3 separate regions of the Mus musculus genome follow, and regions 1 and 3 are each linked to region 2. The links are chromatin loops, found by intact Hi-C in ENCODE. Cell type or tissue: gastrocnemius. All regions are shown on one strand. Links, peaks and the distances in the headings refer to the core of each region. The heading gives the core; the rest is flanking DNA. Region 1 holds the start of Eif4b (eukaryotic translation initiation factor 4B). Region 2 holds the start of Grasp (GRP1 (general receptor for phosphoinositides 1)-associated scaffold protein). Region 3 holds the start of Atg101 (autophagy related 101).

Region 1 (10,149 bases), core at 1,455-9,454, 850 kb after region 2:
CTCGAAGTTCCCAGTGAACACACTTTGATTACTTACCTTTTAGAAAACACGGTGGTCCATATGGAAGTCAATTCAGAGGCCACCCAAAGTTTTTCCACATCTATTTTTTTAAAATGTAATTTATGTATCTATTTATTTCTGTGCGCATGCCTGCATGTAGAAACCAGAGCACAGCTTTCAGGAGTTTGTTCTCCCCTTCCACTGTGTGGGCTCAAGGAATCAAACTCAGGTGCTCTACCCATTGAGCCACCAAAGCCTTGTAACTGATCATTTGAGAATAAACTTTTTAACAATTCAGAATACTTTTGCAGCCAAAGCTTATAACAAAATTTATTCATTTATTTTTTAATGATTACTTTTTAAAATATTTATTTATATAAAAGTATTTTTTAAGCCTGTGTGTGTGCAGATGCACACTTTTGCACGTATATGTGCCTCCACCCCACACAGAGGGCATGAGATTCACATCTGGGAGACCAGCTGCTCCCAACCACCTGGCAACTCTGCACTTGGCCTGGGGAAGGGCTAGGTTGGGCAAGACTGGTTCGAGCTCCATCTATGCAGAGCTACAGGGAAACCCTCCCCTTGCTAGGTAAGGCTTTGCAGATGCTGTGGGCTGGGGAGCACCCACACTCCTGTACATAACCCCTCACCTAGGCTCCCTGTACAAGGAAGCTAATGAGCCCATTGGTTCCCTTGCATGAAGTTGAGAGAAGTCTACCTCAGGTTGTTGTTTAAACCTTGGAAAGAATGGTAGATGTTACTTACAACCTCCCCACCCCCACCCCACCCCTACCCCCACCCACGGGGAATTCTGAGGCTGGCCTCAAACTTCCTCTGCAGCTGAGGATCACACTAAACACCGGAGTACTCTACTTCTGCCTCCCAAGTGCTGGGATTTTTCTGTCGCCGTGCCCTTCTATGCAGAGATGAGGATCAAGCCCAGGGTCTCAGGCATGCTAAGCGGACCCTCTATCAACGAAACTCCATCTCCCACCCCATGAAGACAGTTTTATGAGATGCGCTGTTTAGATTTAGGGTCCAGAGGCGAGTGTTGATACAGTAACACATTACAAGCATCCTGGCCCTAGATGAGTATAGTTTGATGTTTTTAACATTGTTGTCTGGGTGTCTCTGAGAAAACATGCAGCCCATCTGTAAGCAGCTTCAGCTTTATTAGCTGTGTGGAGGTTCTTGACTCAGTCAGCAAGAGGCCACTTGATCCAAGATGAAGGGCTTCTTTCCCTTTTCAAACAGCTCCTTAATTTTCCCTCCCCCCACCCTCTCTCTTTCTCTAAGATATGGTTTCTCTGAGTAGCTCTATCCTGGAACTCATTCTGTAAACCAACCTGACCTTGCTAGGAATAGAGGCATTTGCCATTAAAGAAAACTTTATGTATATAGGGGTTTTGCATGCATGCATGCATGCATGTTTTTGCACCATGAAGATGCAGCACAATAGATAGAGGCCAGAGGGCAAATCAGATCCTGGGGGGTGGGGGTGGGGGTGGAGTTAAAGTTCTGAACATATGTGGGTTGTTGGGATTGAATCTAGGTTCTCTGGAAGAACAGCCAGTATTCATAGGCACTGAGCCATCTCTCCAGCTCCCAAAAGGTGACATTTAAAGGGACCTTGAAGGACAAGCTTCATCATTGACAGTAATGTATATGAATCTAGCCAACCTGTATAAAAGACACAGAGACCTGGTATTTTATTTAAAGCTGTAAGCCTAGATTGGGCAGGTTCTGTGCTATAGTCTCACCTAGATCCAAACCCTTGTTGCTTGCTGTTTGAGTCTCATTGGGGCTGTTTCTGCTCCACCAGCCCGTCTTCAGGGTGCATTTCTCCTGGCCATATGCTCATGATTCATCTGGCTTCAAGGCGGCCTCCTCCTCTCTCAGTCCTTTTCTTCCTTGCTCTTCACCCTGGTCTCTCCTGAGACACACACACACCCAACTCAGATCCTCAAGTCCCGCCTTCCTCGAGCTCTATTGCCCTATCACAGGCTCCAGCCTTTTATCAACCGGTCAACTTTAAATTGGGGAGCAAGGTTTATACAACAAAGGCTGCGTGTGTGAGCATATACTCTAAGAAGTATATGCTGGACCACAACCAGATCTTGAGGTTCAGAATTTCACATTTGTATACATGGCACCAGACCAACCCCCAACAGAGGAAGAATTCCAGACAGAGAGAAGAGCAAGAGACCAAAACAGGACTCGAAAGTTAGGAATAAACAGCATATATGACAGGGACACAAGTCAAGGAAAGCGAGGCTCCGTGGCACACGCCTTTAATCCCGGAACTCAGAGACAGAAGCAGGGGGATCTCTGTGAGCTCAAGGCTAGTCTGATCTACAGAGTGAGTTCCAGGACAGCCAGAGTTATGTAGACACTATCTCAAAAAAAAAAAAAGTCAAGGGAGGGGGCTGGAGAGATGGTTCAGAATTTGTAAGTGCTATGGTGGTTTAAATATATTTTACAGCCACAGATTCATGTGTTTTAATGCTTAGCCATAGGGAGCGGCACCATTAGGAGGTGTGGCCTTTTTGGAGGAAGTGTGTCATCATGTAAGTGGGTTTTGAGGTCTCCAATGCTCGGGCTCTATCTAGTGTGGAAGATAGTCTCTTCCAGTCTTCTCCTGGCTGCCTTCTGATCAAGATGTAGAACTCTTGGCTCCTCCAGCTCCATGTCTGCTTGGACACTGCCATACTTCCACTATAATGGACTATACCTTAGAACTGCAGGCCAACCCTAATTAAATGTTTGCCTTTGTAAGAGCTGCCTTGGTCATGGTGTCTCTTCACAGCAATCCAAACTAAGACAAGTACTCATTGCTTTTGCCAAAGACCCAACTTTAGTTCCCAGCTTCCACATGGCAGCTTAAGACAGTCTGTAAGTCTGGTTCCTGGGGATCGGGTGCCCTTTTCTGACCTTTGAGGGCACCAAGCATGCACTAAAGAAAGGGCTAGATGTAGAGTTGTACACCTTTAATCCCAACACTTAGGAGGCAGGAGGATCTGGATCTCTATGAGTCAGCCTGATATACATAGCAAGTTCCATGCTAGACAGGGCTAAATAGTGAGACCTTTTCTCAAAAGCAACAAAATGACAGCGAGAAAGCAAAAGAAAGAAAGAAAGAGAGAGAGAGAGAGAGAGAGAGAGAGAGAGAGAGAGAGAGAGAGAGAGAAAGTGAGAAAGAGAGAAAGAGAGAGGTTTGGATTAGTGATTTGGCAGTGGGTTGCACACGGCCTTATAAAAGCTTATTTAGCTTTCATTCTAACACCCAGGAGGCAGAGGCAAGTGGATCTCTGGGAATTTAAAGCCAGCCTGGTCTACAGAGTGAGGTCCAGGACAGCCAAAGGTATGAAACAGAGAGACCCTGTCTCTCAAAAAAAAAAAAAAAAGTCTTATTTTGTCCATGTCAGTGTGGCCATGTTTCTCAGCAACTGTTCAGATCTCTCCTCCAGGAAGACGTGTGGCAGCCATATTCTGCATGCATTGCAGTAGACAAAGCCTTCAGGCAAGAAACCCAGCTAGGAAGTTAATACAGTGGTCAGGCTGAAAACCATTGGGGAAAAGCAATAGCAAATTAAAGGAGAGGGACTGGGTAGGTACGGCTATCAAACCTTGACAAATGATCTCGTTGTCTCTTTGTAGCCCAGTCTGATCTTCACTTGTTCTGTAGTCAAAGCTTGCCTTCCACTGATCTTTCTATCTCAATCTACCAAGCACGGTGATTACCACTTTTGTATGTGGTGCTCCATACTGAGCTAAGAAAAGTATTTCTGTCTTCTTGTTTTGTTTTTGTTTGGTTGGCTGGTTTAGGGGTTATTTTGTTTTGTTTAGTTTTGTTTTGAGACAGGGTCTGTGTGTATGTAGCCTTGGCTGACTTGGAACTGGATATGTAGACCAAATTAGCCTCAAACTCTCTATACATAGAGATTTGCCTTTGTCTGCCTTCCAACTGTAGGAATTAGAGATGTGTGCCAGCTGGGCATGGTAATGAATACTGTTAATCCCAGCATTCAGGAGGCAGAGATAGGTGGCTCTCTGAATTTAAAGTCTTGCCTGGTCTACATAATGAGTTCCAGGACAGCCAGTGCTATGTAGAGAGACCCTGTTTCAAAACACCAAATTAAATATAAGTAAATAAATTAATTAAGGGTATGTGCCACCATGCCTGTTTCTGCAAATCATTTTTTAAAGTATATTTATTTTTATTTTATGTGCATTGCTGTTTTGCTGCATGTATGTCTATATGAGGGTGTCAGATCCTTTGGAACTGGAGTTAGAGTTGTGAGCTGCCATGTGGGTGCTAGGAATTCTGGAAGAGTAGTCAGTGCTCTTAACCGCTGAGCCATCTCTCCAACCCCTGTTTTTATTTGTTTGTTTTTTGTTTGTTTTATGGTTTGTATGTTTTAGGGTCATAAAAAAATTTTAGGAGCTGGAATTGTGGCTCAGTGGCTAAGAATGTTCCCTGTTCTTGTAGAGGGGCAGGCCATCTGGAGTTGTACCCAACTGCCTTTTACTCTATTAGCCTACTTACCTGTAATGTTTATCATTTGTAGTATTTTATTCAAGGTAGTTTTAATCCCTTTTTATATCCACAAATGTCTGTTAAACAGTGCCTGGCACGTGGCTGGTGTTCAATAGTTTCACTTTTTGAAATATATATTTTTAAAAAAAATGAAGCATTCGCTGTAAGAAATGTGGCTAGCCACTCGGTGCTGGCCCTTGTCAGTCCATTGGAGGGTTAAATGAGGCAAAAGCCCATGGTTCAAATGTTACCTTCTTAATTGAAACCATTCTACGGAACATTATATTTTCTTTGTCTTTACAAAAAGTGATTTAAAAAGAAACTCAGAATCTTCCCTTCGGAAAAAATCAATTGTGGCACACCCATTCTAGATTCCAAGTCCACTCTGTTCCATAGAATCAGCAAGTGCGACCCCGCCCTTCGCGCCGATCCAGCACCCACAAGTCTGTGCGCCAGGAGACTCCGCCCCGGGCGCAGATCGGACCGGACGGCCGCGCCGGGCCCGACGTAAAGCGAAGGGTTTCGCGACAGCTCAGACTCCACCCCTTCGGCCACATGTCGCGCAGGTCTTCCCGTCGGACGCCGCGCCACCCCCTCGCGCTGCTTTACGAACCCAGCGCGGCGGCGGCGCCCCGCCTTCTGCCTCCGTCCTCGGCTCCCCGCCCCCTCCTGGTTTCACGTCTCCAAGCCCGTCGCGCCCGCTATAATCACGTGACTGCCTCATCCGGGTCCTTTGCGTTCTCTCTCCCTCTCCCAACATGGCGGCCTCAGGTGAGTGAGCGGCCGAGCGTGGCCAAAGACCAGGCTCGGAAACAGCCTCCGGGCTTGGTCCGCTCCTTGCTGGAGGTCGGGGGCAGGAGGCACCGGCTCCTTTCGGACCTGGGGGCAGCGGCAGGCTAGCGGCATGGCCGCTTGAGGTTACCGCCTCGGGATGTCTAGGGGGAGGGGAAGGCCTTCCCCTCCCCCTCACACCCTTTTCACCCCGTTGCGCGAGGTTGGAGTAGGCAGAAATGGTGGACCCTGCCTTCAATTGGAGGAGGCAGCACAGAGAGACGTGCGGGAGGCGCGAGGCTCTCAAAGGCGTGAAGCACCGCGCCCGCGCCAAGGCGCGGGTGGAGGAAGGAGGCGGTTGGCGCGCGGACCGGAACACATTGGGCCGGGTCTCCAAGGCGCGAGGCCGTTGCGGACCCTCGTGGGGGCGGGGGGGTGCAGTTAGAACGCGAGCGCGAGGCTGTGGAGGGGCCGATGAAAGCAGCGGTGCGCGTGCGCGGCACGGGCGACGAGGCGAGGTGGTGGAGAAGGCGCGCCTCAGAAACACGCGCTGCTGGACTCCAGATGGGAAGCCTGGATGGACCTGGCTTTTGCTCGTTTATGACCTTGTACTTTAAGCTTTAGTCGGTTTGGGAGCGTGGCACGGCCGCTGTACTCCCAAGCGAACGCATATTAGGTTTGGCCCCACTATAGTTGGGGGTAGGGAACCCAGGGTGCTCCCACGTGTTAGGTGCTGTAGGGATAGACACCTAGATTTCTCCTGTGCCTTTTTCTTTCCACCTCTTGATTCAACCAACAGTTTTTATTGAGTGCACACTATATGCCAGGCAGAGGTGGGGAAGGAAATCGGGGCGTTGCATTATATAGAACTTCCATTTTTTGGGTAGTTTTAGTGTCAGGATTCAGCTTTTGTCATTTTCCCAGATAACTGGGAAACTTCCAGAAGGTGCTATTAAAATAGTGGCTAGAGGTTCTGCGTGCGTTTGTTTGTTTGGTGGAATGTATATTCCCTGCATTGCAAGTGAGGTTTGTGGAGGTCGTTTCGGGTTTTGTTTTTTTGTTTTGTTTTGTTTTCCAAGTTTTTTGCTTTTTGGGTTTTTTTGGCATTTGCAGTGGACCTGTGAATACCAGAGGGCTTTTAGACACCCAGCATTAGTTTTCGTTTTAGTTTATTTTTTATAGCATAATCTGTTAAAAATACCTTTTGGATTGCTGTGCCTAAACTGTGCGACAAGGTCTCTCATTTAGCTCTTGACTATCTGACCAGGCTTGCCTTGGGGTTGTTGGGATTAAAGGTGTTTAGCAACACGCCTGGCAACATTCAGTGTCTTAACCAGAAGTCCATCTTTTCTAATATTACAAGGAAATCGGGTTCTGTCTTTGGAAAACTTTCTCACTGAATCTACTGCCTTCGGCCATGAGAACTTCCTTTCCTCCCCTGCATTGCTGGACATTGAACAGAGTTTTTGGCCGTGCCAGGCAAGCACTCCAAGCTAAATCCCCAACCCTGGGTAACAGCTTTTGTTAGTAGAGCACTTAATTGAACAAGCCTGTGAGAGCATGTAAAGAACTGGTGGTTTCTCCAGCTGAGGAAAAATTGCTCAAAGATTTGTCGAGGGTCACGTTGTTTGCAGGTAGCAGATCAGACAGAGTCACAGTCCTGGAAACACCAGGTTCCTAGCTGGGCTCATTAAGATTGTAAGTACAAGAACGAAGTTGGAATTGATGGCTAAAAGGATCGTCTACAAATTACAAAAACGTATTTTAATCAGTGAAAAATACTCCTTGGCTTAAAGTTTAGTGTCTTAACTAAATGAGAAATCTAGATGAATTTCCTCTTGGGAGATTCTTAGTGGTGAACGACATAGCTGGACTGGGGAGATGGTTTGGGGCACTTGGTGCCAATGCTGTCAACTTGAGTTTGAAGAATCCTTGTAGTAGAGGTGGGAGCAGACTCCTGCAGGTTGTCCTTTAACCTGTGTGCAATCAAAAAATAGTCAAAAGTTAAAAGAGAAAAAGACACCCTGGTAAGTTGTGTATTTGGTTTTATTCTGTTGACTGTGATCCACTGGTTTACAAGATTTCCCTGATGGTGTCTCCTTTCCTTTTTCTTTAATAATCTGCCCTCCTAGGAAGGTCTCCTCTCCAATTCAGTTCAGAGTTGGAAATGGGTCTTGGGTTTTCTCTGTAAAAATGCCAGATACAACTTAATCACTATTTGGTAAGGTGAAAAAATATTTGAGACAATACTAGTTTCCATATGACCTTAGTATCTTTGTCTCAGAGCTGACTGACAAATGAGGATTCTTTTAAGTTTCTAGGAAACCTGAACCTATGTAGGCAATTCTTTAGTTGCTTCTTTAAAAGAAGACTTAAATCTATGAGGGTTTAGCTGAGCAAGCTACCTTGAGTATTGTCCTAGCACTCAGAAGGTTGAGGCTGGAAGATTGCCATAGTTCCAGGCTAGCCTGGACTACAGTGAGATCCTGGCTCAGAAAAAGGGCCTTTACATTTTTATTGTGGCTATATGAGTTGTTAAGTGAGCTGTCTCAGTTTTTTTCATTTGTTAATGAACAGTTTATCTCTAAGGAATCGTGTTTGATACAGGTTACTTTAAAATTGTAGTTAGTGTATAAGCTGTGCCTAGGACTTTAATTGATAAGACAGGCATGCTGTGAGGTGTTTCTTTGGTTTTTTTCAGTGAGAAGATGTATTAAATGGTTTCTTTTTTGTGTTGATCTTCATAGTGAAACAGTTTCAAGAACTAGTTAAATGTATACAAATTATCTTTTTGTACAGAGTATTTGTTGCTCTGTAAGGATACTTAGATCAAGAAGTCAAATACTAAGTATTGTCAATTGAAGGAAAATGGTGTTTCATATTGAAACAGTATGTATGTTTACTTTAATAATAGCTTTGAGCTGCGTGTGGTGGCATCTTTAATCCCAGCACTTGGGAGGCAGTGGGAGGCGAATTTCTGAGTTTGAGGTCAACCTGATCTATAGAGTGAGTTCCAGGACAGCCAGGGCTACACAGAAACCCTGTCTCAAATAACAAAACAAAATAGCTTTGAGATGTAATTTACAAGGGAACTAACTGTTTTAAGGATCAGGAATGGTGTTAGAAGGGAGATGAAAGAATTGAACTGGTTAAATCAATGTGTGGCAAAGACTATTTTTTTAAAAATATTTATTTATTATATGTAAGCACACTGTAGCTGTCTTCAGACACTCCAGAAGAGGGCATCAGATTTTTGTTTTGTTGTGAGCCACCATGTGGTTGCTGGGATTTGAACTCAGGACCTTTGGAAGAGCAGTCGGCACTCTTAACCACTGAGCCATCTCACCAGCCCCCAGCAAAGACTATATTCTTGAAGAACTAAACAAAAGAGTTGATCTTTTTTTTTTTTTTTTGAGATAGGCTCTTTGTAGACCAGGCTGGCCTTAAACAGAGATCCTCCTGCTTCTACCTCCTAAGTGCTGGAAATAAAGGTATATGTAGCCACACCTGGCCTTAAAATTATTCCTTTTATTTTTAATTGTGTATGTGTATCTAAACATGTGCACGTGGATACAGGTACATGGATACTTCCTGTGGCTGTAGTTACATGTTGTTCTGAGCTGGGTACTGGAAACACAGTCTGAACCACAGACCTATCTTTCCAGCCCCCCACAGTTGAAATCTTTTTAAATGTGGAAGGCCCTAATGTTGAAGGATCAAAGGGCATAGAGGATTTTGATAACTTGTCGATGAAATAAGATGGAATAAGACAAATGGTACTATCTTACTTTATTCTCCTTTAGAAACTGCTTATGTGTGACTGGATTACTGTGCAGCCACATTAAATGAGAGATCTTTTAGGGGATTTTAGTCTTTTTTTTTTTTTTTTTTGGTTTTTTTCAAGACAGGGTTTCTCTGTGTAGCCCTGGCTGTCCTGGCACTCACTTTGTAGACCAGGCTGGCCTCGAACTCAGAAATCCGCCTGCCTCTGCCTCCCGGGTGCTGGGATTAAAGGCGTGTGCCACCACGCCTGGCTTGGGATTTTAATCTTGAAGACTTGCCTCAACCAGATTTGGTGGAGGAAGGGGCAGTAAGGATGTTTTTGTTGGTGGTGGTAGGTTGGTTTTATGTATATGATACACTGTAGCTGTACAGGTGGTTGTGATCCATCATGTGGTTGCTGGGAATTGAACTTGGGACCTCCGCTCACTGCGGCCCAAAGATTTATTATATGTAAGTACACTGTCACTGTCTTCAGACACACCAGAAGAGGGCATCAGATCCCATTACAGATGGTTATGAGCCACCATGTAGTTGCTGGGAATTGAACTCAAGACCTCTGGAAGAGCAGTCAGTGCTCTTAACTACTGAGCCATCTCTCCAGCCCAGCAGTAAGGATGTTAAAGGGAGAAATAATGACTTAAAAGGATTTTTTTAAAGTATTAATGTTTTGTTGTAAATGTTTTATTGATGCTTTAGCTTATTTTGAAATAGCAAGTAATGTTAATGATTTTTTTTCCCTAAACTTGAGTTAAAAGGTTAAGAGTTGAGAAAACCTAATCTACAAAGTTGATTTAAGCCAAATCATTTCAAAGGGTAGAGTCATTCTAGATTACGCTGTGGTGGTGGAAGGTAAAGACTAATATAATGTGGCTGGAGAGATGACAGTGGCTAAGAGTGCTTGGTAGTCTTGCAGAGGATCAGGGTTCAATTCCCTGCTCCCAGGTGGTGGTTCACAATTGTCTGTAATGCCAGTTCCAGGGAATTTCATGCTTTTCTCATTGGTTATTTACATCTCAAATGTTACCCCTCCTTCCCAGTTTTCTCATGTTTTTATA
Region 2 (10,149 bases), core at 1,261-9,260:
AGATGGGCAGATCTCTGAGTTCAAGACCAGCCTGGCTTACATAGTGAGTTTCAGGTGAGCCAAGGCTACACAGTGAGACTCCATCTCAAACAAAACAAACAAGAAAAGTCCAAGCTATGGTAAGAACACTATCCCTAAAACATGTGAGTCCCTGGGTTCAGGCCTTGTGATGGTTTGAATATGCTTGGCCCAGGGAGTGGGACTATTAGGAGGTGTGGCCTTGTTGGAGTAGGTGTGTCACTATGAGTGCGATCTTTAAGCCCCTCACCGTAGCTGCCTGGAAGTCAGTCTTCCACTAGCAGCCTTCAGATGAAGCTGTAGAACTCTCAGCTCTGTCTATACCATGCCTGCCTGGATGCTGCCATGCTCCTACCTTGATAATGGACTGAACCTCTGAACCTGTAAGCCAGCCCCAACTAAAGTTGTCCTTTATAAGACTTGCCTTGGTCATGGTGTCTGTTCACAGCACTAAAACCCTAAGACAGTCTTCATGGTAAGGATGGGAAGATATTCTTAGCCTGGATTTTTGTTTGTTGGAGATTTTTTGTTTGTTGGAGATTTTTTGTTTGTTTTTGTTTGGTTTGTTTTGTTTTTTGAGATCGGGTCTCAATATGTAGCCAAGGCTAGCCTCTACAAACTCATAAAGATCCACCTATCTTGGCTTCCCAAGTGCTGAGATTAAAGGCTTGCACCACCACTCTCATGGATAATTTATAAACACAAACTTTTAGCTAACATTTCTAGGGATTGAAAAGCTGAAGATCAAGAGGCCGACAGCGTCAGTGTTTACAGAGAGCTTGGTCCTGGAAGATGGTGCTTTTCCCGTTCTGGCAGGAAGGGAAACAGGCTCCCGGGAGACTCTTTTATAAGAGTACTTGTCTTAGAGTTTCTATGGCTGTGATGAGACACCATGACCAAAGCATGGTGGGGAGGAAAGGGTTAACTTGTCTTACACTTCCTCAGCGCTGGTCATTTTCGAAGGAAGTCAGGACAGGGACACAAACAGGGCAGGAACCTGGAGTCATGAGCTGATGCAGAGGTCATGGAGGGTGCTGCTTAATGGATTGCTCCTGGCTTGCTCAGCCTGCTCTCTTATAGAACCCAGAATCACCAGCCCAAGGATAGCACCACCCACAAAGGGCTGGACCCTCCCCCATCATTCAATAATTAAGAAAACGCCCTATGGCCAGATCCTATGGGGGCATTGTTTGATTGTTTGCTTGCTTGCTTGTTTTTTGAGACAGGGTTTCTCTGTGTAGCTCTGGTTATCCTGGAACATGCTCTGTAGAGCCGGCCTTAAACTCAGAGATCCACCTGCCTCTGCCTCCTGAGTGCAGGGACTAAAGTCACACACTGCCACCACCACCAGGCTTGGAGGCATTTTCTCAACAGACACTCCCTTTTTTTCAGATAAGTCCAGTCTGTGTCAAGTTGACACAAAACTGCCCAGCACAGTGCTTGTTCCATTCACAAGGACAGAGCCCTCCTGACTGAATGAATCACCAATCCTCCTAAACCCTCCACCACTTAGTATCACAGTGAGGGCTGAGTCTGTGGGACACCGGCTTCCACACTACAGCTGATTGTAAGCAGGGGCGTGATGTGGCCCTGCTTGTCTGTAGGGAGGCACTTTCTGTGGTAGCAGACCATTAGAACTGTGAGGAGAGACACAGCCAGTGGGGCAGGAGACAGGTTCAGGCACGATCAGACAGCCATGCAGAAAGGGGATGCTGACTTCTGTCTGAAGTCAGTGGCAGAGAGAGCCATGGCCAGGGGCGGGGGTGGGGGGTTGTTCTAGCATGAGCATTTTGGGGTTTGGGTAGCCTGATACACAATGCTGCCCACCACCACCACCCAAAAAGCCAGGGATTAGACGCTGAGCAGGTGTTCATTTGCCAACAGGGAAGAGGTCTGTGGAGTTCCTGCCCTAAGAGCTTCCATCTTCTGCATTTCTCCTGCTAAAGTGAGAGGTGAGGAAATATGTATTCCATGTCTCATGAGTGACGTGTTGCTGCTCTGAGGAAAACCAGACTGAGTGTCCCTTCCTTCTGTCACTCCAACCTGGCCATTCGAGAGGCAGATGCTTGGCCTCTGGATGGGACTAGACCAGGAGACACCCATATCCAACACAAACTGTCCTATCTACCTGGCTCCTACCTACAGACCTCCTGGGAGTCAGATCTCTGAACTGTACTGGATCAGACCTGCTAGAACTCTCCCGCAGCAGGGCCCCAGCACCAACACAACACTGTACCGCGAGAACGCTGTTAGGCAATAGGAGTCATTAAGAAAACAAGCATTCCCTGCCCAGCCAGCTGCCCACCGGCTGTTCTATACCTCCTGCAAGCAGTGATGTCATGCAGCTGAGGCCCAGCCCATCATTCCTGGTGTACCAGAGAGCCAGCTGAGCCCCAGGCCCTCTCTTGCTGCTAACTCCCCTCCCCATCCCCTCCCCTCCCCCCTCCCACACAGAAGCAGAGGCGGCATCCATAGAGCTATTTATTCATCCTTGCTAGTTCTGTGCCCTGAAGTAACTGACTCACTGGGACTCTACAGCGTCTGAACTTTCGCAGCTCTAGTGCTCCAACTTTCCGAGGGTTCCCCAGAACTTAAGCAGGTCTGTGGGGTCACAGGGAATTGTGGATTGGTGGGAGACTTGGCAAGGGGTTGTCCTTAAAGAAGTGAGAAGGGGCTTTGTCCGTTAGACAGCCTCTACTAATCCCATGCTACCCAGGTCTCCCCTCCCCCCACCCTTAAACCCCATCTTAGGATGGAGCAGCTGGAGCCAAAGAACTGGGAAACATGAACTCCCTGGGAACAAGACACCTGCTTCGACATAAGTTGCAGACGAAGTATAGATTTCTCAGGAGCAGATCCACAGGGGATTTGCTAAGAGGCATGAGGAGGTAAGGGACATTCTGGAGAGGCAGGAGGCCTGGGTAAGGCTAATTGGAGGAGGGGAACAGATGCTAGGCAAGGGGCGTGGCATAAGAGGAGGTGGGGCAGAGAAGGCTGAGCTCTGGAGCCGTGCTGTGGAGTACTTTTAACCGGCAGCATCTCCCTCCTCACAACTTCCTCAGTGTGAACTCAGTTACCAGCTCACTACAGATCCTCCTGGAGGAACAAATGCTGTATGGGATCCCAAAATATGGCAAGGTTTCCAGGTGGCGCCGAGCACCAGACGGCTTTGAGTCTGGAGATAGTTCCACCACAAGGCTCACGACCAGCAGAGGGTGCCACCATCCCACAGGGAGGCACCCAGGACTCTCCAATCCTCCCTGGAGAAACTGTGGAACCGCAGAGGAATCAGGCAGTCCGCTCCCCAGCTGCCAGCTGCTGAATTAGCAGTCTTTGTCAAGAGTCCTGGGTTCCTAAATCCATTCCGGGGCAGTCTTTCCCTCTCTGACTGCTGTCTCAGGCAGGAGGGCTTGGACCACACACGTCTTTTCCAGAACATGAGGCCTCTTCCAGCTCTGAAATCCTAAGATTTGAGAAAATCATGCCAAGGACTTAGAGAAATTGCCTTTTCTGGGCTCACACTTGCTCTGGGTTTTCTAGCACCTTCTTGCTTAGGTGAGAACTTCAGCTCCCTGTGGTGGCTTCTCACCTGGAGGCAAGAGGCAATCGGACCTGCACAAACTGGGGTTGTGGGGGAAGAGGTGTTTACCTCTAATCAGCACAAAGGACTTCTGTCAACAGGGCTGTTAGATACGCATTCACTAATCCTCCAGAGTAGGCAGGTGGCACCTTCATAGGTGGCACAGGATCTCGTTGGGGGTGTGTGGGGGGAGGGTCCTTTCGTGGATAAGAACTAGAATGAACGCAATACAAACTTTTCTGTCTTCTACCTTCGTAACTCCCCACCCCCTCCCCCACTACAGATGCCGTCTGTCAGGCAACAGACGGTCCAGGGGTCCATCTGTGTTAATGCTCTCAATAAGAGTCCCATGTTTCTCCACTGACTCTCCCTTGGCCCCTCAACCGATGGCCACTTGGTGGTTAAATCAGGGAGAGAAGCATTAAGGGAGACATCTTAGCTAACATAGTCCCTAAGCCACCCTTCCCACTTATACTTCTTGTGTAGTGAGGGCACAGGGGCCTGGGTGAGAGTAGGGGGCTGGAGGAGGGGAGGCAAGACACAAGGAGACAGCCAGACTGATGAACGGGTAGAAGAAAGTCTTTTCTGGCCTCTGAGATATGGCCTTCTGGCCTCTGCTCCCCCATGGTATGGGTCTTACACAGCACATGTACAGCATGCAACCGGCTCCCAGACCAAACACCTCTGTCACACCAGTGCCTAGCCAGCCCCTGGCACAGAGTCGGGCTCAACCTCACGATGAAGCATTGAAGTCAGCATCACAGAGTAAGGCAGAAGTTCCAGAATGGGGCTGCCTTGTTTGGACTGTCAACTTGGTCACTGAGCAACCCTCCTAGCAAGGTGCTTTCTGTCTGGGTTTCAGTTTCCCCCTCTGGGAGGGATGATAATGGTACCTGTTTCATAAGGTTTGTAATGATGTATGTAAAGAGCACGCGTGGTGTCTCATGTCCGAATGTGGAGCCCCAGGCTCCGTCTGTGGTGGCTAGACAACCAACTGCTTCCCTCTTTTGCTTCTTATTTGGGCGCCACTGACGACAGACTTGGGCTGTGGGTCATCCCCGCCTCTCCCACAGCCTGGCAGCCATGGTAACAAAGAGCTTGAGGGATGGTATCTAAGACAGGACTAGAGAAAGGCTCAGCGCCGGTCATGCCCCAACTCCGAGGATCTACTCACCTACTCTGGGCATATTCCAAACCCCAGGTGAGGAACGAGAGCCTTAACTCCAGCATCCAGAGTGGAGAGGTGATTTCAAGCCTTGGGGTGGCCCCAGTAGGGCTCGGATTTAAACCTGCTTGCAGGTTTCCACAGCTTCCCTTTCTCCTAGCCCTGGGAAAGGAAGGCTGCTTTAGTTATCTCTTCTACCATGCAGGTGGGAAGATGGACCCCTTAGCCCCTCACTCCCCGGGAGCTTCCACTGGGTGAATTCAGAGGTGTACCTCTCTCCCAGTTCCTTCTTCAGAAACCCCAACCCTCCCCTGCGCAGCCCCGGCCTCCCCCTCTCCAGTCTAGGGCTTCCTGCAGTCTGACCCACTGCTACCCTGACCTCAAAGCTTCCCCCAGTTTATTTACCACCACTCCTTATTGTGCCCCCATCTCCACGAACCACTAAGGCCATCATTCATTCCCTAACTTCATCCAATGTACGTTCACAGACTGCTTCCAGGTAGCATATAAACCCCTGCTCTCCCCAAATGTCCTGTCCCTCCCGCTGCCGTGGGCAGCTAGATTTCCCCCACTGAGCGCCCAAGTCCCCCAGAGTGTCCCAGAGCCTGGCTGATGGCTGCGCACTGTGGGCGGGGCTCCCCATAGCGGTCCCCCCCTGGAGGCGGTGCCTGCGTGTCGGGGGGCGAGGCCACTGGAGGCCGCTCCCCACGCCTCTCGGGAGTCTATAAAGCAAGGCTACACGCGGCCCGCTGGGCTGGCGTCCCAAAGCCGTCCCTAACACCATCAAGCAGAGAGAGCGCGGCCTCTGAGGGGCGCCGGACGCCGGAGCCATGACCCTCCGCCGACTCAGGAAGCTGCAGCAGAAGGAGGAGGCGACTGCCGCGCCGGACCCCGCTGGCCGGGCTCCCGACTCCGAAGCCGCTCGCGCCGCCCCGCTACCCTCCGGCCCTCCGGCTGCCGCCGCTCCGCCCGGAGCCCCCGGGGAGGAGCTGTACGCAGCACTGGAGGACTATCACCCTGCCGAGCTGTACCGCGCGCTCGCCGTGTCCGGGGGTACCCTGCCTCGCCGAAAGGTGCGTTACTTAACCTGCATCCCCAGATTCGGTACCCTGCCTTCTTCCTTCCGCAGGATACACTCACCCGCAGCAGCGCCGATGACTGCCACATTCCCCGGCCCTGCGACCCTGGGCCACCCGCCTTGCTCCGCCCAGAAGGTGCAAACCTGCCCACTCGGGTCTCAGAAGGCTGTAGCCCCCGCCATCACAACGCCCCCAGTTCGGGTGGCTCTCCGCTCCATTCCCCACACGCGGATGCCCCATCTCCTCCCACTCTCTTGCCTTAACTCCGCCCCAGCACCCCCTTTCTACAGCTTGCTCCATCTGGCTTTCTGCCGCCTCCTGCTCCGCCTGCGGGTGTCCAGAAGTCTAAAAACTCTCAGGACCCTGCCGCCCAAGCACCTTCTCAAGTTGGAGCAGGGATAGAGAAGGAACCTCACCACTTGCCTCGAACAAGTTGAGGGTCCTGGAGCCCTGGGCGGGAGAGAGATTAATGGCCCCTTAGAAGTAGTGCTGCGAATTCCCAAAAACTCCCCCTCCGCAGGAACACTCGGCTTCTTGGGCTCAGGGCCTCGTGCTTTGTACCGCATCTTAGATGCGGGATGTGAAAGCGTAGCTCTTCTAACTTCAGCCAGGACCGGACGCTGTGGGAGAGTCACAGGGCAGGAAGGATGCGGGCCGCACCCGCCCTCTGCCCTAAGTCTCCCTCTAAGTGAAACTCTTCCTCTGGCCTGAGAGAACCTGAGTCTTCAGATGCTGAGAGCCAAGACCCAGGTTAAAGAGAAAGAATGGGTAGCCCTTCCCTATGCGGCCCCCTCCTTCTCTCATGGTCCCTGGCTCCCCCTACACACAATGAACAGCTTGTTGAGAACTTGCATTTTATGAAAATCGGGTTGAAAAACAAAGGGGTCTCTCTGTACTGACCGGTCCTTCCTTCTTGGCCTATTTGGATACTGTCCCCACCCAGAGGTTAGTCTGCTTCTGGAGGAAGAGGGTCCCCTTCTCTTCCTTGCTTTAGGGTAGCTTATGGGGGTAGAGAGTGTTAACAAAAGCACAGACCAGGAAGGCCTCAGGCAGTTTGGCACTTGGGGAAAGGGTTGGTCCCAGATGAGACTTCCTCCAAGAACTAAAATCTTAGGAGGGACAGAGGTTGTTTTTAGGTTATCTGGGGTCCGGAAGAGTTCAGGACATTCTAAAAAAAAAAACAAAAAAAGCTCCCAGTTTTTCAAGCATAGTGAGACAAGTTTGATTCTGAGATTTACTTGTTTTTATTTATTCAATAATTATTTTGTTCTAGAAAAAAATTCATGGCAATATCAAGAGACTCAGGTTTGGAGGGCATACAGCCAGCTTCATCTGGAATCTACTGTCCCACCTACCCCCAAGCAACCTGTTCTTAGGAGATTTGGCACCTCTGTCACATTCAGGCTGTCATTGCCAGGCCCCTGGCTCTCTGCTCTCCTGAATACTGGGTCTGCTTGAACCATTAAATGGACAGACTCAGCTGGTGGGAATCTGTAGAGTAAGAACCCTAAGTCTATGGCTTCCTTCTTCAACTCGGGGAAGCTCCTGCCTCAGCTTTTGGGGCCCGGAAGGTCTGGACCCATCAGACATGATGCCAGTGGTGAGATTATTCTAGAGTCACAGGCTTCTCCAAGCTGGTTAGCAGAGGTGGAGTTTACTGATCTAGAACCCAGAATAGATGTGACCCTGAGGTCCCAGGGACCGTGTGAACTCTGGGAGTGATAACAGCAGCTACATTTGGCAAATAGTTAAATTAGCGCCAAAGCAGAGGTGTAGCTAGGAAGGAAAAGACAGGCAGCAGGAAGTGGGGTGCTGTGTCAGAGTTGGGCTCAGGTGAGAGTCCTTCCAGAAAGGGTTCCTCAGCATCTGCCCCAGGATAGCTCCTTGTCAGCATCTGCCCCAGGATAGCCCCTTGTCGGCATCTGCCCCAGGATAGCCCCTTGTCGGCATCTGCCCCAGGATAGCCCCTTGTCGGCATCTGCCCCAGGATAGCCCCTTGTTGGCATCTGCCCCAGGATAGCCCCTTCTCGGCATCTGCCCCAGGATAGCCCCTTGTCGGCATCTGCCCCAGGATAGCCCCTTGTCGGCATCTGCCCCAGGATAGCCCCTTGTCGGCATCTGCCCCAGGATAGCCCCTTGTCGGCATCTGCCCCAGGATAGCCCCTTGTCGGCATCTGCCCCAGGATAGCCCCTTGTCGGCATCTGCCCCAGGATAGCCCCTTCTCAGCATCTGCCCCAGGATAGCCCCTTCTCAGCATCTGCCCCAGGATAGCTCCTTGTCAGCATCTGCCCCAAGATAGCACCTTCTCAGCATCTGCCCCAGGATAGCCTTTTCATTGTCTTCTGACTGTTTTACCACCCAGGGCTCAGGATTCCGTTGGAAGAATTTCACTCAGAGTCCTGAACAGCAACGGTGAGTCACCCCCACCCAAAGTCCCTGCTGTCCAGAAAAGTGAGGTGGTGGGGGTGGGGATGGAGCATCTCAGCCCAGCCCCCTAGGAGGCATCTCCCATCCTTGAGCATGACTTCCCCACTGGGATTGAGGGGCAGGTGGGGGTGTGGGCTGTGTGAAGGGGCGGCAGAACAAGGGGGGCTCTTCTGAGTCATTAGGTGCTCCTTAACCACCCCCAATCAATGCCAGTTGTGTCTTTCTGGAAGAGCTGGATTAGTGAGAGGTGGGGGTGGGAAGGAGAAGATACCATGGAAGTCCCCTAACTCGTGCTCCTTGGCTTATTCCCTGAGCCCACCCAGCCCCGCAGGCCCAGACCATGGGCATTCTGTGACCAGATGTTTGAGTCTGATGGGTTTTATGAATCAGGCTTTTAGTCTTACATTGGTGCTATGCCATAGCTGCAGTTTGGGAAGGCTCTGAGATCTGGACAATGGACAGGCGCTCATCCTAGGACCTGGGGCTCAGGTTCCCTTTTTGCCTATGTCTCATGCCCAAGACCCTGGCTTCCCCTGACATGGTTCTGCAAACTGTGACCTCCTGGCCAGGTTGGTCTGTTTGGCCCTTTAACTAAGAATCTGATGATATATGCTCACACATACATTTGTTGTTGTTGTTGTTGTTGTTGCTGTTGTTGTTGCTGTTGTTTTGCGTTTTGAGACAGGGTCTCTCTACAGAGCCCTGGTTGTCCTGGAATTCAAGAGATCCCCCTGCCTCTGCTTTCCAGGTGCTGGGCTTAAAAAAAGGCATGCACCACCGTGCCCAGCTTATTTCAATATCTTAAAGGGTTATAAAAACAAAGAATAATATATGACAGAGGCCATACAGGGCCCACAAAACCTAAAATATTCGCTATCTGGCTCTTGCCAGTAAAAGTTCGCAGACCCTTCCAGGAACCCAGAAAGCACTGGGACAGACAGAGAACTTCCACTGCTCCTGCCCCACAACATACGGGGCTCCCAAGGAAGAGAAGTATCTTGCACAGCCTTAGGTGGCAGGGGCTGTGACTCAGGATAGAAGCTAGAGGCCTCGTCTCCAGGGCCTTTCTGAGGCTGCCAGACTCAAAGAGGCTTTCGCAGCCACTTTATTCTGCCTCTGGCTGGTGGAAAGGAAGGGGAAGGGGTGGGCAAAGGAAACTCTGGGCTCCCCCATCAGCCTAGGATCTGGAGCAGTTCCAGACCATTGTGTCCAGCAGGCTGCCTTCAGTTCGGGAAGGGGTGGCCCCAGGCTCCCCTCCCCCAGCCCTCACATCTGGTGGGCTGGCCGCACCACAGCTGGGAGGAGCAGCTGTGGTGTGGTCTGCGCCCAGCCTCGTGACTGCTCCCGGGGCTGGAGCTCTGTTTTCTCCAAAGCATCAGAGCCAGGATGCTCCAGCCTGGGGGGCCAAATTGGGGCCTTCGGTTAGTGAGTATACGGTCAGACTCAGTAGAAGTCTGGGGGTGCTGGTAGGCTCACTCCTTTCCAGAGTTCCCACCCTACCCTACACCCCACAGCCGCCCCACCTAAGAGGCTGGTTTTATTCTGTACAGCTCCTTGAGGCCAATTTCAGTTGGGTTTGGGAAGGGCATTCCAAAAATCTGTGTAGAATGAGCTGTCACAGGAGACTCTGGGTCCTTCTGGGATGTTCGAGATCAGACTTCCACTGAGCTGTGGGACTGTCAAGCTCCTGGTTTTGTTGCTGTATTTTGAGACAGGGCCTCACTATGCAGCTTGCGGCATCTTCCTGCCTCAGTCTCTCAAGTGCTCCGGTTACAGATGTGGGCCCACCATAGCCAGCTCTCCCATGCTTTTCTTAATTTTAGTGATCTTGACCCTCTGTCTGTCTTCTGCAGGAAGGTTCTAACTTTGGAGAAAGGGG
Region 3 (10,115 bases), core at 2,116-10,115, 59 kb after region 2:
TTGTGTGTGTGTGTGTGTGTGTGTGTGTGTGTGTGTGTGAGAGAGAGAGAGAGAGAGAGAGAGAGAGAGAGAGAGAAGGGGAAACCTCAGCCCTTACCAGACTCTAAGCTAGCATGTTGACAGCTGCTGTATATTTGGTCCTTCACCCACTGGATCCTTTTCACAGAAGGCACTCGGCACCATCACCTGCTTTTCTGTTGGTTTAGAGACAGATTTGCAGTGTGGCAAGGCTGCCCTTGAACTCACAACAGTTCTTTCTGTCCCATCCTCCCGAGTGCTGGGCTTGTAGGCCTGTACCTAGATAAACATGAGTCACTCTATTTTCATGAGAAGTTAATCCCCTTCAGAGGAGAGAAGTGACTTCCCCAGGGCTTTATTAATTAAGCCGCTGTGCTGGGTGTGTGCAGTCTCTGGACCATTGGGCTGTCCTGCCCATTCTTTGCAAATAAAAGACTCTTCAATGACAGCAATTCCTTTCCTGGACTCTTTTGCACTTGAGGCACAGGGTGGGGGCTGATCTTCGACTCCTGCCCTGCCCCACCCGAAGGCTGGAGCCTGCAGGCAAGCCCTTTCTTTTCCACCAGCAACTGGAAGAACTGGCCTCCAAGTCTTGCTAGGGGCTGAGAGGGCGAACAAGGGGGCATTGAGCCTATTGGGGCCTCACAATGGCGGCTCTGTCCCTGTTGGTCGGGGGCTGGGCCCGTTTCCGATGGGGACAATAGTCAAAAGGCAGTGACGCTGGCAGGGCCTGGAATCCCGGGCGGGATTTTCCAAGGCCTCAAAGCCTACTGTTTGTCCTCATGGGAGACCCAGGAAACCTGCCTCCCAGTTGCCCCCCACCCACGCTGGGCTCAGTGCCCAGAGGCCCTGTCCCCCTCCCCAGCCCTGAGGTGACTGTGCCTTGGGGAGGGTGGGCTCTGAGGTGGGCACAACAGCAGCAGCTCATTTTCCCTTTAGATCTGGGTGGGTGAGGGTGCCTCACATCTGGTCCTGCCCACCCAGTCTCCATTGGAGGGAGGTGGTGGAGGTCATGCCTTGAGGAGACGAGGGACTTGTCTGTGCTGTTGCTGAGTTGAGCTGACTACAAATCTGCTCTTATCCTACATATGCTGTTCCCCGGTAGTGGTCCCGATCCTGCGGATGGACGCATGTGAGGGCCTGTGAGGCCGTGTTGTGGTCCTGGGCAGTGAGCGGCCGTAGGATGCACATCAAGGTTTTGTCCTGGATGAGGGTGGTTCTCGATGGCCTCCCATGAGAGCTGAGCTAGGGGTCCTAGAGGGCTTTAGCTTCAACGTGTGAGTGACCCCAGTCCCTCTCCAACACACCACTGACTTTAGAGAGGCCAGGACCAATGGGCTTTCTCAGAGTGTGAGGACGGCAGGCAAGCCTCCTGCCTGCTTCATTTCCACTTATGCCCAGGCTTGGTCTTATGGCCCCATAGCTCAGCTAGCAACTCTCTTCCCTTCAGAGGAACCCGTGTTCACCCCCAGGCTCTGTCTCTAGCTCTGTGCTAAGTGCAGGCTCTCAGGATGCTTCCTATGCCTTTCGCTAGCCCCAAGTTTGGGGGGCTACCTGGTGAAGGCCTTGATGGCTATCAGGATTTGAAACTTCAGAATCAGGTGAGAATAAAAAAGGCCTCTTTGCTGTCGCTTCTGAGAGCAGGAGCCCATTCCAGGCTCCCCAGCTGGATTCCAGCCTGGCCCTGCATTCCAGGCACACCCCCATCACCTTTGGCCTTGGCCTCTTACACGGGCCTGCCTCCCCTACACTCTTGTCTGCTCATCTTCCTCACCACTCCGGCTCCTTTCTTGTCTTGCTGGGCCCTGAACCTGGCAGGCTGGGGGGAGCCACTTGAGGTCTCTTCAAGGTCTGACCCAGACACTGGCAATGTCTTCCTCCACCCATGACTATAAATCAGGCTCTCTGTGGCTGTGGGGGTTGGGGGTGGCAGCTGAGCCAGTTAGGGGAGGGTGTTGGGGGGGCCTGTCCTCGTTGGTACATGCTGTGTTAGCAGGGAGCGGTGCCCAGCTGCAAGCCAGGCAGGCCTGGTGCTGGCTGGCCCTGCTCATCCAGCCTGAGGCCCCCCAGGAGGCCAGTCTTGGGGGTAACCAAGTAGGAAACCTGGATCTTTTCCCAGGGAGCTGGAATACCATAAAGATAGATTGTCCTTGTTTAGCATGAAACCTGGTCCAGAGAACCAGTCCCCAAGGAGAGATATAGACCCTGGCCTGAATCCTAGGGTTTTTCTCAAAGATGGTCACTAGACTTCTTCCCCAGGAGTGATAGATAGATAGACACATGCTCTCAAAGAAACAAATTCACAACATTTGCAGGGAGGAAGGAGACGCTCTCACCGAGGGACAGATGCACAGAAATAAAGCCCCACTCACACTCCACTTGGCCAGACATATAGGCCTTTACAGTGAATGGACACACAGCTCTTGAAACTCAAGGAGAGCTGATTCCCTCTAAAGTCCTGAGGTCAGACAGAAGACACAAACACACAGCCTGATGAAGCTGGCAAGTTTGCTACCATCTCTGCTACTCTCTCCCACATGACTTTCCACTCTCTCCTCCGCTCAGTCACTTTGTCTGCCACAGAGGGCAGAGGTGGGACGTGACATCTTAGAAAGGGTGGGAGGTGGAGGAATCCTTGCCTTGGATCCCAGGGGACAGATGTCAGAAGGGGACAGCTGGTCTCCTTTGCACCCCGTGGCCTAGCTAGAGGGTCAGCAGACAGGGTTCTGGCTATCCTGCAAGGCTGGCCTCCGTCAGGAGCCCCCAGGCTGACGTCAGTCCCACTCGGAGTTGTTGCTGGGGCTTGAGTCACGCCCTGTGACGCCACTGGGGTCAGCTCTGCAGCAGCCGGAGTGGCCTTCAGGGGCCCAGCTTCAGGGCTCAACACTCCCCCTGGGTACACCCCAGGATGAAGTGGGGCCATCCGAGGCCACATTCATCAGGCAACGCCAGCTGCCTGCTTCCAAGGACTTGGGTTGGTCTTCAAGGTCTCTCCCCAGACCTTTGTAGCATGCACGACTGATAGCACCCTAGTCAGCAGCCTGGCTGCCTGGCTGCTGGGACACAGGACTCTCGCTTCTGTCCTCGATTATCCTGCCTCAGAACTCCACTCTTAATCGTCAGCAAGCCCACTCTGCCAGCCTCTTTGTCCCCTTCTCCAGAAAACTCAGTAGCTCCATGGCTTCCTAGCAGCCCCCCACCCTCCACACCCCATCCCCCATTGCCCAGCTGCTCAAGTTGCTGTCCTGTGTTCTTCGCAGAGGGCTGGCTTTTCTTCTCACATCACGTCCCACCTTTCTGAGAATGTGACTGGCTACTTCTCTTAAGGATGGTGAATTTCTTGTTTTGTTTTGAGATGGGGTCTTTCTTGCCATGTGATTCAAGCTGGCCTCTTACTTATTCTGTAGCCCAGGCTGGCCTTGAATTTTTCATCTTAGGGCTCCCAAGGCTGGAATAGAGGACTGAACTACCAGGCCTGGTTTCCTCTTGACTCTGAGTGTGTCCCTTTTCTTTTCAGAACACTGGTGTCTTCCAAGGATGACAGCAGCAACTGCCCTCCTCACTCCTGATGCAATTTTTCCCAAACCACTTATTTTCTTCCCATTTTAAAAGGCTCATTTATTCTATTTTGCATGCACGAGTATTTGGCTTGTATGCATGTCTTGGACCACCTGATGGTTCAAAGAGAGTGCCAGTGGACAGTTGGGATCTGCCATGTGGGTGCTGAGAATTATCTCCTGGGTCCTGTCCAAGAACAAGTGTTTTTAACCACAGAGGCATCTCTTAAGCCTTCAGACCATTTCTTGATGCTTCTTGCCCAGGTGTGTCTCCCGGCTCATCTCTGTTGTAAGCCTCGGCACTCCCAGACAGCTAGACAGCTAGACTGGTGAATCTGCTCTGTATGGTATTTTCATGGGGCTCAGGTTGGATGTTGAGCTATATTCCCAGAATTCATTTTATTATGCTTTTTTTTTTTTTTTTTTTTTTTTAAGAATTTAGACTGACCAATTCAGAGTCTGCCATTTATTTATTTATTTATTTATTTTTTCGAGACAGGGTTTCTCTGTGTAGCCCTGGCTGTCCTGGAACTCACTTTGTAGATCAGGCTGGCCTCGAACTCAGAAATCCGCCTGCCTCTGCCTCCCAAGTGCTGGGATTAAAGGCGTGCACCACCACGCCCGGCTTTTATTATGCTTTTAAAGATTTCTTTCTTTTTATTTTCTGCATATAACTTTTTTTTTTTTTTTTTTTTTTGCCTTCAAGTGTGTATGTACAGCATGTGAATGCCTGGTACCTAGTGCCCTTAGAGGCTGTAAGAAGCCATTGCATCCCCTGGACCTGGAGTTGTGAGCTGCCATGTGGATGCTGAGAATTGAACCCAGGTCCTCTGAAAGAGCAGCCAGTGCTCTTAACCACTGAGCCATTTCTCCAGCTCTCTTTAGACTATTAATTTTTTTTTCGAGACAGGGTTTCTCTGTATAGCCCTGGCTGTCCTGGAACTCACTTTGTAGACCAGGCTGGCCTCGAACTCAGAAATCCACCTGCCTCTGCCTCTCAAGTGCTGGGATTAAAGGCGTGCGCCACCACCGCCTGGCCTAGACTATTAATTTTTACACACATTTCTCTCATTGCTCAGGCTGGCCTTGAACTCACTCTGTATCTCAGGATGGCTTTTAGCAGTGGAAATTACAGTCAGATAATGTCCTGACTAAACAACTGTATCTTGATCATTATGGGTCAGGGCGTAGGATCAGAGAACTCATGCCACACACACCTATTTATTTATTTATTTATTTTGGCTAAGGCTGTAATAATCAGAGAAGGATGGGACCCAAAATTTGAGGCGTCCTGGAAAGAGTCAGGAAGGTCTGAGGAGGTGAGGCTTGGCCAGCATGGGAAGCCAGAGACATGAAAGGACTCAGCCTCAGTGGCAGGCAGCAGAGGGTGCACGGGGAGGATGGATTGAGGAATAGGGAGAAGAGAGCTGTGAAGGAAGACAGGCTACAGGCTCGTTCTCCAGCTCTCAGAGGTGGAGATTGGGGGGCGGGGGGAATCAAGAATCACAAGCCAGCCCTGGAAAGAGGCTCTCTCAAAATCACCAGCACACTAGCAACAATAACAGTAACAACAACAATAGCAGCAGCAGCAACAACAACAACAACAAAGTAACAATAAGGTGAGTAAAAACATCGGAAGAGTGAGTCAAGAACAGCTATGTGGCCCTGGCAGGTGTCATTACAGGGACACAGAACCAGTGGGATACACGGACACAGACGCACACATGGGATGACATATTTATTACAAGTTTATTACGTGGGATAGTTTATGTCATTATAGAGACAGCCCAAGAGCTGATGTCAGCAATGCGAGAGCCAGGAGATCTGAAGGTTTAGGTTGAGTCTGAGTGCTTCAGTCCAGAGCCTGGAGAAAGGACGAATACCCCCGCCCTGAAGCAGTAAAGCACACTCCTCACAGGGCACTGAGCCTTTGTGTTCAGGCAGAGGAGTATGTGAGTGGACGGTGGCCACCACTCTGGGAGGACCATCCCCTTTACTGAGTTTGCCACTTTCAGTGTTGCTCTCCCCAGAAACACCTTTAGTCGGACAAGTGTCTGGGGGTGTTCCAGGCAAGTGGGGGGTGTCACATACAGTTAACCGACAGTAAAGTACTGCACACCACTGAGTCACAGTTTCATTATCTGTAACTGGGGCTGTTGAGTAATATTTTATCTCACGTGAAAAGCACAGTTGTGGGTAAGTCACCACTGCCCGGCCTTTGAAGTACTTGCATGGTGGCTATCAAGGCTGAATGGTGTCCTTAGGTTAGTGCCAGCAAAGAGCTTGAGACAGCTTGAGCTTGGGCTAGAGTTGTAGCTTAGTGGGAGAGAATCCACCTAGCATGCACAATGTCCTGGGTTTGACACCCCACTCCTTTGGTTTTAATCCTCAGGAGCCCATTGTATTCCTTTAGATCAACTAGTAGTATAATTCTTTATCCACTTTAGACTCCGAATTCAGCAGTGTCCCGTAGCTTGAAATTGACACAGTTGGAAGTTGGCAAACATACCATGAATCAAGGAGGTTCTCTTCCACACAGTAAGTGGGGTACATCTGACACATTCCTTCTTGTGGGTGAGATGTGTTAAAGAATGGTAGTGTGTACGGCCGGTTGTGCAGGAGAAGCCAGACAGGTGAGCCCCTGTATTGGTAAAAGGAACCGGTTTGAACTGGAGGTTCTTCTACTTAGTGATCTAAGTAAGTGACATAGCCTCTTTTATTGTCAAATTTCCATCCACCTTGTAGGATTGCTAGATACAAGACAATCACTGCGTTGGAGATGAAATGTGTTTGGAAATCACGCATGTTAATGCTCACGTTAAACAACTCAGGAGTGCCCCCTGTTGAAAGTTAGGGATGTGCGCGCTCTTTAGGCGCTAAAAGCAACTGACCAAACCTGTGCGCTCTGGGCTTATCAACAAATAGACAACTAAAAACGCTCCGAGAGATTATTCAGCAGGAACACTTCATTTATATTTATAGGGCGCCTTATAGATCACAAAAGTATCGCTTGTGATTCCTCACAGTAGCTCCCTGTTTATATGGGGATTCGGAAAGGATAAGTAACGTTAGAGGAGCAACCGCGCAATCGTTAAAGACAAGACTGCCACCTGCTCGGTCATGACACAACATCAGGTAGTGCTTCTGTATGAAGGTAACTCAGGGAGACTAAGCTCCCTTTTCAAAATCTTCCTGTGGGTCTGAGTTCAGTGAACCCGGACTGTTGTGCACTTTGGGCCAACACAGATTCACCATCCGCTCAGTATCCTACAGCACACCGGCGTGCGCTCATCCCCAGGCGCCTCTCAGATGTTATGGCCTTGATCTCGGGATCTCTCTTGTCTTAAGGTTGTCAGCTCCGAATGGGGGCCCCCACAATGGGTCGCAGGGGAGGGCTCTCCGCCGCCGACTCCGCCTGGCCACCAGGGGCAGCGCAGAGTCCATCCGTCCCCTCTGTCCCTCTCGTCTCGATGGCGGAAGTGAGTTGTCCCAGCCCAAACAACGTTCTCGGTGGTGGGAGTGAATGGACTCGTCCAAAGGAGGGGGGGTTCCTCTTAACGAGCCTAGGGCCCGAAGGACAAACAAGAAAAAACACCCAAGTACTAAAGTTACGTGGCATTATGAGAGAGTATATAGCTCGTGCGAGCTTCCTGATGTCGTGGCTGCAGCGGCGTCCGGCTGGGTCGAGCCGAGCCTGGCCAGCACCCGCCGTGGGCGCGGATGGTTCCTTCCGGTTCCACCCTCCGAACGGGCAAAACTTCCGGCCCGCGCGCCGCTCAGGCAGAGGAAGCGGAGGCCTGGACCGGCGTCTGTAGGGTCTGGACTCGGTCCTCGTCGTCTGCACTGCTGTCCCGAGACGGCGCGAGGTCGCGGGCAGCGATCCTGACGTCCGGTCCGGTCAGAATTCTCGGTGCGGGTCCAAATAGCCTGTTTTTGCTTTTGGTCTGTCCCCGAATACTGCGTGTTCGCGTTAGGGAAGAAGGGGACCCGAGGCTGAGTGGCTCCTGCTCGGATTTCTACCAGCAAGGTGAGGCATGGGCGTGTCCTGGGTCGGATAGACTTCTGCCTGTTGGTTAGGGGGACCAGAGGGAAATGCAAATGTTGTCTCTGTGTAAAAATTGGCTGAGGCTGGAAGGAAGGGGTGGGTCCTGGAGTAATGCTGAAACCAAGGGAAGTTGCTGGTTAGAGGGAGAAACAGTTGGAAAGGCAGGACCAGAGCTGGGAATTTCTAGGTGGGAAAATGCAGAATGGAATTAAACAAGAGGATAAATAATAACGAGTAAGGGAGCCGTCGCATCCTTGGTCCACGAGAAAGGAACTCTTGGAAGAACCTGGTATTCTGGCCAGGCTATACTGAGGGGATAATAGGAGCCAGTTTATAGCGACAAATAGTGTCTCTGCTGTAGGAATAGTGAGAGGCAGAAAACACCCGGTGGGGACAGGTATGAGAGAGGGAGCCAGGCTGATGGCAGAGCAATCCACATACTTTGCACCCAGAATGGAGACAAAGCCCAGCTTTTGGGAAGCTGAGGCAGAACATTTGCTGCCTCAGTCAAGGAGTTGGAGGACAGCCTGGATTAGATGAAGGGGTGTCTCAGAAATAAAAAACAATCCCCCCCCATCTTAAAAACACTAATAAGGCAGATTGAAACACAAGGCAAGGAGGATTCCTTTGGTAGAAGAAATAGTTGAACTGTCTAAAGATGAGATGGCGTGTGTTGGAGGTGATGAGAAGTCACCAGGAAAGGGGCAGGTAGAACACACATCTAGGAAAAGTAACTGCTTGCACTCCCTGTGGGCTCGGTTTGTTACCCAAGTTCCTTCCTCACCCCGCCACCTCAGTGGCTCTTTGCATGGTTACCCAGTAGTGACAGTATAATAACAAATTTAGCACCTAACGCTTTGTGCTTGCTACCTGACAGGCAGTTTTAAGGGGTATACACATCCAACTTTTCAGTCTTTGAGACTTTTATTTGAAGGTTATTACTAGCTCCCTTTTTTATGGGTCCTGGAGATTGGACCCCTCACTCGTGCAAGACAAACGCCTTACCACTGAACTACTACCCTCAGCTTGTACAGCTGTAGGGCAGAGCTATGCATTCTGGTCCTGGATGCCTGAAGTTTGAGTCATTGTTTTTAACTAGTAGACTGTTTGACATTAAAATATCCTAAATCTTTGCTGAAGTCCCAATTTATAGGTAGCGAACAGGTTTACAAAGGCTGAGTGGTTTTTATAAGGTCTGAAAGAGTCTTAGTTCTTCTGTTCCTGTTGTAAAATACCTGAGATTGCAGGCGGTGTTGGTACACATCTTTAATCCCAGCACCTGGAAGGCAGAGGTAAGAGGATCTCTGAGTTGAAGGCCAGCCTGGTCTTTGGAGGGAGGTCTAGGGCAGCCAGGGCTACACAAAGAAACCTTGACTCTAAAACAAAACAAAAGATTGAAACTCCCTACAGGAATGAGTAGCAGAGCCAAGCTCGCCCTGTAGTCCCACCTGTCTAGGAGGGACTGGGAAAGAGGTCAGTCTAGGAAACAGATCTTGTCTGTCTGTCTCTTTGTATGTGTGAGGGGGTCATGCTTTTAAATACAAGTGTCTCTATTTTGTCCTGGAGCTCACTATGTAGTCTAGGCTATTCTTGAACTCCCTGAGATCCACCTGCCTCTGTCTCCTGAGTGCTGGAATTAAAGGTGTGTGCCACTACAACCAGCTCAGACTTTTCCTCTTACAAATGAATAAGAAGCAGAAGCACTGTTAGGTATCGACTCAGGACTGCTGGACGTGAGCAGAAGCATCCCGCACTGCATCCCTCACTGCCCCCTGTTGGACATCTGCATGAGCGCTCCCACACTGCACACCTCACTGCCCCATTGCTAGTTGCACTCTGCTCATCTTGCTGCCTTTCTGCATTAAATGGCCCTGATGTGCGTGTATTATAGGTTTTAAAGCCAGCCTTTGTAGCTTTCATTGGTTTGTCCAAAGTGGTTTGTGACCTCGAAGGAGTCAACAAGAGCTGGCTTTCTGATGCAGAGATCTGATGTTGATGTTGGCACAAGGGTTCTGTAACTTTGTTGCCCTTGGGACAGAGTCCACTTGCTTTAACCAGGCCACTAAGGTTGGAGGGAACCGACTCAGACTGCTCTCACTGTGCTCCTGCCTCAGGGTCTGCCGTTGTGGGACCCTTCCTGCATCTGCAGCTTCCTGCTGCCTGTTGCGGCACACTGGGTCTTGACTCTCACCTCACTTGATACTTGGACCAAAGACCTTGAAGCTCGGCCCCTTGCTGATCCCAAGGGTCTGTGGGTTTCTCTTAAAATGTGCTGCCAAAACACAGGGGGGCTGGTAGAGGCAGGGGCAGAGCCCAGTTGAGCAGGAAGTGGACAGGACCTTCTAGATGATCTGACTTGGTTCTCACAGGTTGGCCCCTAGGTGGGGTGAAGTATCCTGTGTCTTGCCTTTGCTCCGGCTCCAGCTGCCTGCAGGATGAACTGTCGATCAGAAGTGCTGGAGGTGTCGGTGGAGGGGCGGCAGGTGGAGGAGGCC

What was found. Hi-C counts contacts between places; a loop is a spot of excess contacts. Peaks named below come from ENCODE experiments on the same cell type or tissue, not always from the same donor. Only the 100,000 strongest peaks of a DNase experiment are listed, where the experiment ranks them.
Region 1: a loop joins it to region 2, with 3 times the contacts of the local background. A loop is called at or near these places in 5 of 42 quality-filtered maps.
Region 3: a loop joins it to region 2, with 2.6 times the contacts of the local background. A loop is called at or near these places in 15 of 42 quality-filtered maps.

Annotation. Positions count from the first base shown.
Region 1 is chr15:102,068,653-102,078,801 of GRCm38, forward strand. Eif4b (eukaryotic translation initiation factor 4B) reads left to right here and starts at 5,121. Exons shown (of 15, transcript NM_145625.3): 1 at 5,121-5,311. The coding sequence starts at 5,299. In gastrocnemius, for the core only: no CTCF peak of the experiment used is centred there; DNase peaks (open chromatin) are centred at 4,699, 5,131 and 5,721; H3K4me3 peaks cover 2,865 bases; H3K27ac peaks cover 2,476 bases.
Region 2 is chr15:101,218,709-101,228,857 of GRCm38, forward strand. It overlaps Grasp (GRP1 (general receptor for phosphoinositides 1)-associated scaffold protein), which reads left to right and starts at 5,499. Exons shown (of 8, transcript NM_019518.3): 1 at 5,499-5,836; 2 at 8,206-8,255; 3 at 10,124-10,149. The coding sequence starts at 5,594. It overlaps A330009N23Rik (RIKEN cDNA A330009N23 gene), which reads right to left and starts at 6,478. Exons shown (of 3, transcript NR_045328.1): 1 at 6,266-6,478; 2 at 4,773-4,925; 3 at 2,483-3,481. AU021063 (expressed sequence AU021063) reads left to right here and starts at 2,539. Exons shown (of 3, transcript NR_045996.1): 1 at 2,539-2,617; 2 at 2,770-2,906; 3 at 3,081-3,447. In gastrocnemius, for the core only: a CTCF peak has its summit at 5,565; DNase peaks (open chromatin) are centred at 2,995, 3,236, 5,492 and 6,021; H3K4me3 peaks cover 4,693 bases; H3K27ac peaks cover 4,911 bases.
Region 3 is chr15:101,276,944-101,287,058 of GRCm38, forward strand. It overlaps Atg101 (autophagy related 101), which reads left to right and starts at 7,358. Exons shown (of 3, transcript NM_026566.2): 1 at 7,358-7,602; 2 at 9,990-10,115. The coding sequence starts at 10,056. In gastrocnemius, for the core only: CTCF peaks have their summits at 6,421, 6,989 and 9,392 (motif pointing left); DNase peaks (open chromatin) are centred at 6,426, 7,028 and 7,308; H3K4me3 peaks cover 3,477 bases; H3K27ac peaks cover 6,341 bases.